Regions from separate parts of the Homo sapiens genome. Here region 1 is linked to region 2. Evidence: read pairs that join two places in POLR2A ChIA-PET (ENCODE). Cell type or tissue: PC-9. All regions are shown on one strand. Links, peaks and the distances in the headings refer to the core of each region. The heading gives the core; the rest is flanking DNA.

The links. Peaks named below come from ENCODE experiments on the same cell type or tissue, not always from the same donor. Only the 100,000 strongest peaks of a DNase experiment are listed, where the experiment ranks them.
Region 1: POLR2A ChIA-PET joins it to region 2 with 6 read pairs; 2 of 35 experiments call an interaction of 5 or more read pairs at or near these places.

Annotation. Positions count from the first base shown.
Region 1 is chr5:159,926,618-159,931,018 of GRCh38, reverse strand. All of the region lies in intron 1 of ADRA1B (adrenoceptor alpha 1B), which reads right to left. Among named protein-coding and RNA genes, the nearest start is that of ADRA1B, 12 kb to the right of the region's middle. RefSeq lists an enhancer at 1,718-2,217. In PC-9, for the core only: no CTCF peak of the experiment used is centred there; a DNase peak (open chromatin) is centred at 2,738; H3K27ac peaks cover 634 bases.
Region 2 is chr5:159,172,935-159,177,335 of GRCh38, reverse strand. RNF145 (ring finger protein 145) reads left to right here. Exons shown (of 11, transcript NM_001199383.2): 5 at 469-704; 6 at 3,178-3,353. Among named protein-coding and RNA genes, the nearest start is that of RNF145, 34 kb to the left of the region's middle. In PC-9, for the core only: no CTCF peak of the experiment used is centred there; a DNase peak (open chromatin) is centred at 2,372; H3K27ac peaks cover 1,798 bases.

The DNA.
Region 1 (4,401 bases), core at 248-4,247, 750 kb before region 2:
TATATAATAAATATTATAAAATATATATATTATATATATGTTAAATTAGATTGAAAATGACTAAGAACAACAATCTTCTTTTTTGGCCATTGATAGTTTTTCTTCCAAAATTATAAAAATGTTTAATAGTCCCCACCATAATTCTACTGAAACCCAATTTGTATTCTATCACATTTTCTTAATTTGATGTTCTTAATCACAAATAGAGTATTTGCTTATTGCACCATGTGAAATAATACAGAGGTTATAAAAAAGCTAATAATCTACTCCTCCTCACTCCATCGTATCCCTTGAGGTAACTAAACTAATAAATAGCTTTTAAAAGTTGGGTTAGACATTACTCTATAACTTGCTTTTTTACTTAGATATTATGAGCAATCCTCCTAACAGATTAGTAGATGTATATCTAACCTATTTTTTTTGTTTGTTTGTTTGTTTTTGAGATGGAGCCTCACCCTGTCACCCAGGCTGGAGTGCAGTGGTGTGATCTCAGCTCACTGCAACCTCCGCCTCCTGCGTACAAGCGATTCTCTGGCTAATTTTTATATTTTTAGTAGAGAAGGGGTTTTGCCATGTTGGAAGTCTTGTCTTGAACTCCTGACCTCAGGTGATCCACCTGCCTCAGCCTCCCAAAGTGTTGGGATTACAGGCATGAGCCACCGCGCCCGGCCTAACCTATTTGTTTTAACACCACTTTACATTTTACTGTAGTTTAAATTTCTTATTACGCATAATCAGGTTAAACCTAAAATACCAAATCTTCCTTGCCCCAGCAACTACATTTTTAGGAATTTATCCTGAATATGTGGGCACAGACATATATACAAGAGTATTCATCCAACATTGTTTGTAGTAAAAGACCAAAAATAACCTAAATGTCAATCAACTGGGAAATTGGTAAGTAAAATAGGACACTTTGTAAAATGGATTATTATGCAGCCATGAAAACCAGCAGTAACTCTATGCATTCTGACACAGAACTATGTCTAAGATATGCTATGCTGTTGAGTGAAAAATGAAACTTTCACTGAAGTGTTTCTAAAATGACACCACGAATCAAAATAAACAGAGTGAAAACACACACATTCTGCATGCAAAAACACTCAAACATACATATACGCATGTGGATATGTATGCTTACAAATAAATAGACTATTTTGGAAAGCATACACAATCTGGTAACAATGTTTACTTCAGGAGAAAAAATACTGAGAGTGTTGGGTGTGAATGTGGGGTAGGTAACAGCAGAATAATTTTTTCATTTTTTTTTTCTGATTCAAATAAGAATCTATGCATCATTAAAAAATAAACTAGTTGATTTTTAAAAATTGCTACAAGTAATCATGCAAAATAGTTACAAGGCGTGATGGCACGGTCCAAGTTCCCTGTGGTCCTAAGTCTAAAAACAGGCATTCTTTACAAAACATTGTAAAGAAAAAAAGTATAGAAAATCTCATATCCTGAAGTACATCTTTGTAATGTCCCGAGGCAGGGTTTTTATTCTGGAGTTAGAGGGTCCATAAACTTGGGTGAGAAAAAAAACCCTCTTTTTAAAAAAAAAAAAAATACAAAAACCAAAAAAAACCCAAACTAAACTTTGGCTGAAAGTTTGCATTTCCTTTGATAGGAAAGTGGGCAAGCAGCCACACTAGAGTCAGCAGGATTTGTCACCAATAGAAATCAGATCTGTGATATAACATTACATTTGTTGCAGATATCTTGAAATATTTCCACTTGTCAGTACTTCAAAATTATAGTAGTTATTTATTTGACTTGCTGCTAGATCTTGTTTATTTAATATGTTAAAGGACTTTTTTTACTCTATAATAAATTTGTTTTTTCAACATTATAACTGTATTTCAATATAATTGGTTTTCTTTGAAATCCTGTGTCTTTTATTTGATGTGTTGACTGTGAGAAGGGGCTTCATCAGATTGCCAAAGGGGTCCGCGAAACAATGGAGCCAAGGAACCTTGGTGTTAAGGTAAATGCTAAAGGGCTGGGGACAAGGAATCACAAATGGGCGCTGTGGGGAGTGTCCCTAGAAGCTGGGAGAAGGGACCCTACTGCTTCCTCTTGATGCCGGGGGCTGATTAATGGCCTGAATATATGAATCGGAGATGCAATTTTTTGTTGCTGTTCCAGTTGGTGGATCCTCCTCCTCCCCAACCAGCTGCCTCCCTGGATCTCCGCCCGGCCCAGTGCTGGTGGTGTGAGCCCTGGGGCTGACGCCTGCGAATGACAGTGAGCCCGGCTTGCCCTTGGTCCCATTTTAACCTCCTTTTGGGGCACGGCCAGGGTGCTAAGCTCAGCCTCTAAGCAATGCACATTAGCCTGGCAGGAAACTCTGTCTTGAAGAATTTCAAAAAATTCTTGTGCAAAACCAAGCCCCAAATTCATCCCAACAGGAGAGAGAAAGCTTAGCGGGGAGCAAGACACTGTAGGCAGACACACTTGGAAAAAGTTAAATGGGGCTCTAGGAGGAATGGGCCACTTACATGTGCTAGAACATTCTGTTTCTGAACACTTTAAACTGAACTGCTCGTTGGTGCAACTTTTATAGCACAATTCCTGTGCTCGCACCAGAGAGGGGCACTTGAGTGTTCAAAGGGTGGTCAGATGAGCTGCGGGTGAGTGTGGCCAGGAGTGTGCTGTCAATAGAGTCGTAAGAGCAGAGCCTGCCAATGTGGACAGATTCTACTGTATCCTGAGCTGACTCATGGTGCTGTCATGCCAGGAGGGGTGATGATGGGTGGGGTGAAGATGGCCCTCCCCCTGCACTGATTCCAGCCTTACAAGTCCTTAAAACACAGCTCACTTTCCTTTTCCTCCCCCAAATCTTATTTCAGCCCACTCTTCTTTCTGTCTCCTCTGCATTCTGAAGACACCCATCATTCAGATGGCACCTTTTAGCTTGTGCTGAAATTGATCCATTCCTTCATTTAATCATTTATTCCCTAAGTATTTAGGGCTGGCCAGCCATAGATTCAAATCTTAGCTCAGCCACTCACTCATGTCATCGCGGCAAGTAAAATAAATGAACACTTTATTTAAAAATTTCAAGCCCACATTTGCAAAACTCCTGCTTCCCACGAAATACACACATAGTAAGTCACATTTTTCCTTTTTAAACGGATGATGGCTTTGCTCTCTCATCATGAATCTTTCCCTGGACTGTTGAGGCTGTTAGTGCCAGTTTCTCTTTCCTCCCCATCTGAGGCTCTGGTGTGAAACTGGTGTACTATTGGACGTCTGCACTATAAACACCCTTATTCCAGGTTTTAAAACAGGGAGACATTTTTATTGTTCAAATTGAGACACTTTTGAAAATAAGAAAGGGTTATTATAATAAGTATAATTATGCTTTGATAATAGGCATAAAAGGAGACCATCTCAGTGAAATGGGACATATGGTCACCCTATTAGAAAACAGTGATATATTACCCAACAGAAAGACCCAGTGTGTCTTCAGAGCATTCGCAAAGCTGGGGCACCTGTATTTTTGGTGAAATAATCTGATATTAAAGAAATCAAAGTTACCTCCATGGAAAGAATCAGAATATTGTTGGCCTTCCTTACATTTTTTTTAGGGTTCTATGCATACGTGTGTGTGTGTGTGTGTGTGTGTGTGTGTGTGCATGTTTTAATTTATAATTTTATTATTCCCTTTTCAATACCTTAGGCCTTTAGAGGTCTCTATCTGGCTCTGCTATAAAGTCACTGGAATAGTTTCCTCTTTTCCTGCTTCTGCAGGGATCAACTCTGACCATATCCCTCTCAGAGGTGAGAGGCAGGTGACCATGGCTAGAGGGTGAGGGAATGTAAGGGCCAATTGGCAATGGGACAATCTCCCCCAGAGGCAGGTGGAACGGCAGCCTTTTGATAAAGAATGAAGAGGCCATCCATTTTCAAGATCCTACCTTGTGTCCACACGGGTCTTGACCTAGCCAATCTCGCTTCACCGGCTTCATGACCAGGCCCAGATTGGCATTTTGGTTTTAGAATACCAGTCTATGACAGTCTCTTTTTAATGAACTTGTGGTAGTTTTGAGGAAGGAGACAAGCCACTTAACCCCCCTGAGCCCATTTCCTTATTTGTTTACTTATTAATTTAATTTAATTTAATATTTTTGAGACAGAGTTTTGCTCTGTCTGCCAGGCTGAAGTGCAGTGGTGCAATCTTGGCTCACTGTAACCTCCACCTCCCAGGTTCAAGTGATTCTCCTCCCTCAGCCTCCCAAGTAGCTGGGATTACAGGTGCCCGCTACCACGCCCGGCTAATTTTTGTGTTTTTAGTAGTGACAGGGTTTCACCATGTTGGCCAGCCTGGTCTCGAACTCCCGACCTCAAGTGATCCGCCCGCCTCGGCCTCCCAAAGTGCTGGGATTACAGGTTTGAGCC
Region 2 (4,401 bases), core at 71-4,070:
TAAAGATTAAAAAATTATCAGAACAAATATTGTTGCAGTATGATCTTGAACAAGTAATTATATCTCTTGGATTTTATGCTTTCACCTATAGACCAGAACAGTTAAATATTGCGTACCTTTGGAAAAGAAGTTATGTATAAACATTAGCAACTGAATTGTCACAATACTGAATTAGACATTGTTTAAAGTTTTCTTCATATTACACATGGCATCACAGACGACCAGTGGAGATTTATGCTGCTCTTTCCAGATCAGCCCTACAGAATTAGTATTCAAAATTCACAGAACATGTGAATATGTAATTATAGTCAGATGAAGTTTAAGTTTGATTTAAAATATTATCTACGAGATTTTAGTTAGACTTCTTCAAAAGTTGTGTTATTATCCTTATCAACAGTGTTTTTTGTTTGTTTTTATTTTGTGGATGCCAAATACTCAAAATTAAATGTATTCTATTCCCTATTTTAGGTCAGTTGGTGGTGTGTACTTTATGCTCCTGTGTCATGAAAACAAAGCAGATTTGGCTGTTTTCAGCTCACATGCTTCCTCTGCTAGCACGACTCTGCCTTGTTCCTTTGGAGACAATTGTTATCATCAATAAATTTGCTATGATTTTTACTGGATTGGAAGTTCTCTATTTTCTTGGGTCTAATCTTTTGGTACCTTATAACCTTGCTAAATCTGCATACAGAGAATTGGTTCAGGTAAGACTGCTGACAACCACAAACAGGTAGATAAAATTCTACATAAATGTTAAGTACATTAAAGTTATAGTTCATTTTTATTTCACAGTTATGGTACCATTCATTTTTGCAGTTTCAAAACAGCTGCTATTTTCAGCCCAATTAGGAGCATCTGAAAGATTCTTGATTATGTTCTATTGAGAAGGCAGTAAAGTGAAGTGGTTCTCTTAAAGCAGATTTATCTGAGATCGAACCCTGATGCTGCTGTTCACTAGCTGTGTAACCTTGTGATAATTGCGTTACTTTCTGTAAAACGGAGCTAATAATGAAAGCTGTGCTTTCCTCATAGAGTTCTGTGAGATTTAAATGAGTTTAGTACCAGGCAGACAATGTTCCATATGTGTTAGCTATTGTAATGAAGACAAAAATAATAAAGAATTGAATACCTATAAGTCAAATCCTGCTTTTTCCTTCTGATTATAGTCCTACTGTGACTATAGTTTCTTCCCTTTGTGTGCCTAATTTAAACAGAAAAGTTAAATAGTTCTGGGTTATAATATGATAGATTTCATTTAGATATAGTACTTGAATTGACTTTGCCAACATAACATGCTTTTTGTAAAAGTTTCTTCCCTACTTTTTTCAGCCTTTGCTCTAAGATAAATTACTCCCAGATACAAACAATACACATTTGGGAAATAAATGTTTCTGTTTGGTTTAATTGATAGTTTGTAATATATAAAATAGATTTTAACCTGACATTGGTATAAAAAGAGAGTGTTAAAATGTCACTGTCTTCCACCTCTTGACTGTGTCCTTAAGGTACAGGAAGCTCTCAGATAGAACAAACTGATAACAGCTAAGTGAAGTATTCTCTTGTGGCCCCAGGGGCAGATCTTTGAGAATACTTTCTCTAAGCTTTTGGCCTTAGCCTGATTCTATCTTCGTCTTACACAGTGATTAACTTGGGCAGTTTTCCCAGGAGTAGATCTTCCAGAAAAGGGATTATTTCTACAGTCAGTGAAGAGTGGCTTCATGGGGAAGCAGGGCAGGAAGGGTTATAGTTGTATTCAGGGTAATAATGACAAATTTAAGATACATATTTTTTCTTTGAATTCAGTCTTATGAGGGTTATCTTTGTTTGTAATAAATAATGAATATTCAGTAAATACTTATTGAATATTAAATATTTATTGAATAACCTCAGCCTTCATTTTTTAATGTCATGTTTAGTTGGTTGCCATAAGATTCATACATCAACTAGATGTAGTTGTTGGAAATATAGGTTATAAAATGCGTGACCAGGAAAGAATCAGATAAGCAAGAAATGGAAACAGACAGGTTTTTTTAGTGGTCTGTTTCTTGAATGGAAAGGAAGAAAAATATTCTCTGCCTCGTAATGATGAGTTTACCTGATAATAATTTTGCAGCTAGTTGGGCAGTTTCCTTTTTCTTTTAATCTTTTGTCACTGGGGAAAATAGAAGTTAATAGACTGGGTTGTAGAAAAAGCCTTTGCTTTACTGATGAAAGAATTTTAAATTTAGAATAATCTGCAAGTCAATTTATTTTAACTTAATACTTAAAGATGTTTATACCTTATTGAAACATTCTGGTATCACATTGAGAGATTCCAGCAAGACCAGCTGACTGCTAGATACTGGTTTTGTAAGCTGTCCAGCAGAATTCCTGCTGTGTCACCAGGGTCTGGTCCCTGACATAGTAACTCTAGAAACTTGGTTACACCTATGCTCTTAGATTGAATCAGATTCTGTGATTGATTTTTCCTAATCAGTTTCATAAGAAGAGTGTTTTATAAACTGGAAAACTAATTTAGTGAGTTGCAGATTATTAAGCCTTTTTTTTTTTTAAGATATATCCTTTTCCTAGTGTTACTTACACTTGGCAAACCAAATGGAAAAACATAGCTTGATAAAAACACAGTAGGAGGAAGGGGAATTGATGTGTATGGGAGAAAAAGACTTGCTAACTATCTTTGCTCTGCAAAATTTTTTTCCAGTGATTAAGTACTCTTCTTCCATTGAACTGTTTCTCATTTGTGACATTTCTGAATAAACCCTGAAAGTTTTTACTTTTGCATTTTTTTTCCTAGTGCCTCAAGCAGTGTTGTATCAATTCATGCTAGTCCTGATTATTTTGATTAGACATGAGTGTTTACCAAGTCTCCTCAAACTACCTTTTAAGGTTATTTTGTACTGAATATGACCTTATTTTGACCTTATCCCTGAACTATTAGGGCAGTTTACTGTGCTATTAGATAAGTGTGTGTCAAGTGTTAATAATAATGCAAAATTAGTAAGTTTTAAAAAACATGCTATTTATTAACTATATAGGCTAACTTTAAAGGAATTTAGCTGAAACAGTCTTGCAATCAAAGAAAAGCTATTTAATATTTTACTTCTGATTTGACTCAAGTGTTTAAAGTGTTTATTGATGGTGATGCAAGAAGTTTTCCTATCTTACGTTTTTATTTAGGTAGTGGAGGTATATGGCCTTCTCGCCTTGGGAATGTCCCTGTGGAATCAACTGGTAGTCCCTGTTCTTTTCATGGTTTTCTGGCTCGTCTTATTTGCTCTTCAGATTTACTCCTATTTCAGTACTCGAGATCAGCCTGCATCACGTGAGAGGCTTCTTTTCCTTTTTCTGACAAGGTAATTAATAAGAGCCTATGATACTATATATAACCTTAGAAAGAGAAAACTTTGATCTAGGAATAGTAAGTTTTGCAGATTACTTTTATCGTTCATGTTACACAACTTCGTATTTTGTTAAGATAGGATTTTCATTCACTGGATACCTAGGTTTGGCAATGCAGGGAGGTGCTAACATAATAATGTGGTTTATTTGGCTGCACTATGGACCAGAGTGTAGCAAATGATTTGTGGAAAGGTACATAGCAAATCGTAAAAGTATTTTTTCAATTTCAAGTTAAAATTATTGGGTCAATCAGAAAAAAGTATATTATAAAAATAACATTTATTGAGTATTTAAAATGTACCATACCATTAAACACTTTGCCTCACATTAATCTTTACAACGACCCTAAGAGATAGGTGCCTTTATTATAATTACCATTTTATAGCTGAAGAAACTGTACCAGGAATAACTTGCCCCAGGTAACACTGCCAAAAGAAGCAGAACTGGCACTCAGACCCACCTGAGTTCGAAGCCTGTGACTTACTCTCTATACTTTGCCTTTGTCCCTGTTGACTTCAGTATCGAGAAAGAGTCCGGTAATTGGTGAAATGGGTAGATAATAGTACTTTACTGTCTAACCCAGGGGTGTTCAATCTTTCGGCTTTCCTGGGCCACATTGGAAGAAGAATTGTCTTGGGCTATACATAAAATACACTAGCACTAACGATAGCTGATGAGCTTTAAAAAAAAACTTGCAAAAAAAAAATCTCATAGTGTTGTAAGAAAGTTTACAAATTTTTGTTGGGCTGCATTCAAAGCTGTCCTGGGCTGCAGGTTAGTCAAGCTTGGACTAACCCAAAATAATTCTAAGACTCGGTTTTTAATATTTAGGGGTTTTTGTTTTGTTTTGTCTTTTTAAATCTCATGTCATTTAAGTCATTTTCCCATTTTATTGTGAGCTTCTGCTAGATCCACATTTGTTATTTTTTCCACTCTTGAGTTTGAATCTCACATTCTCAGAATCTAGTACATGAATATACATCTTGGTTCCCTTGCTCATTG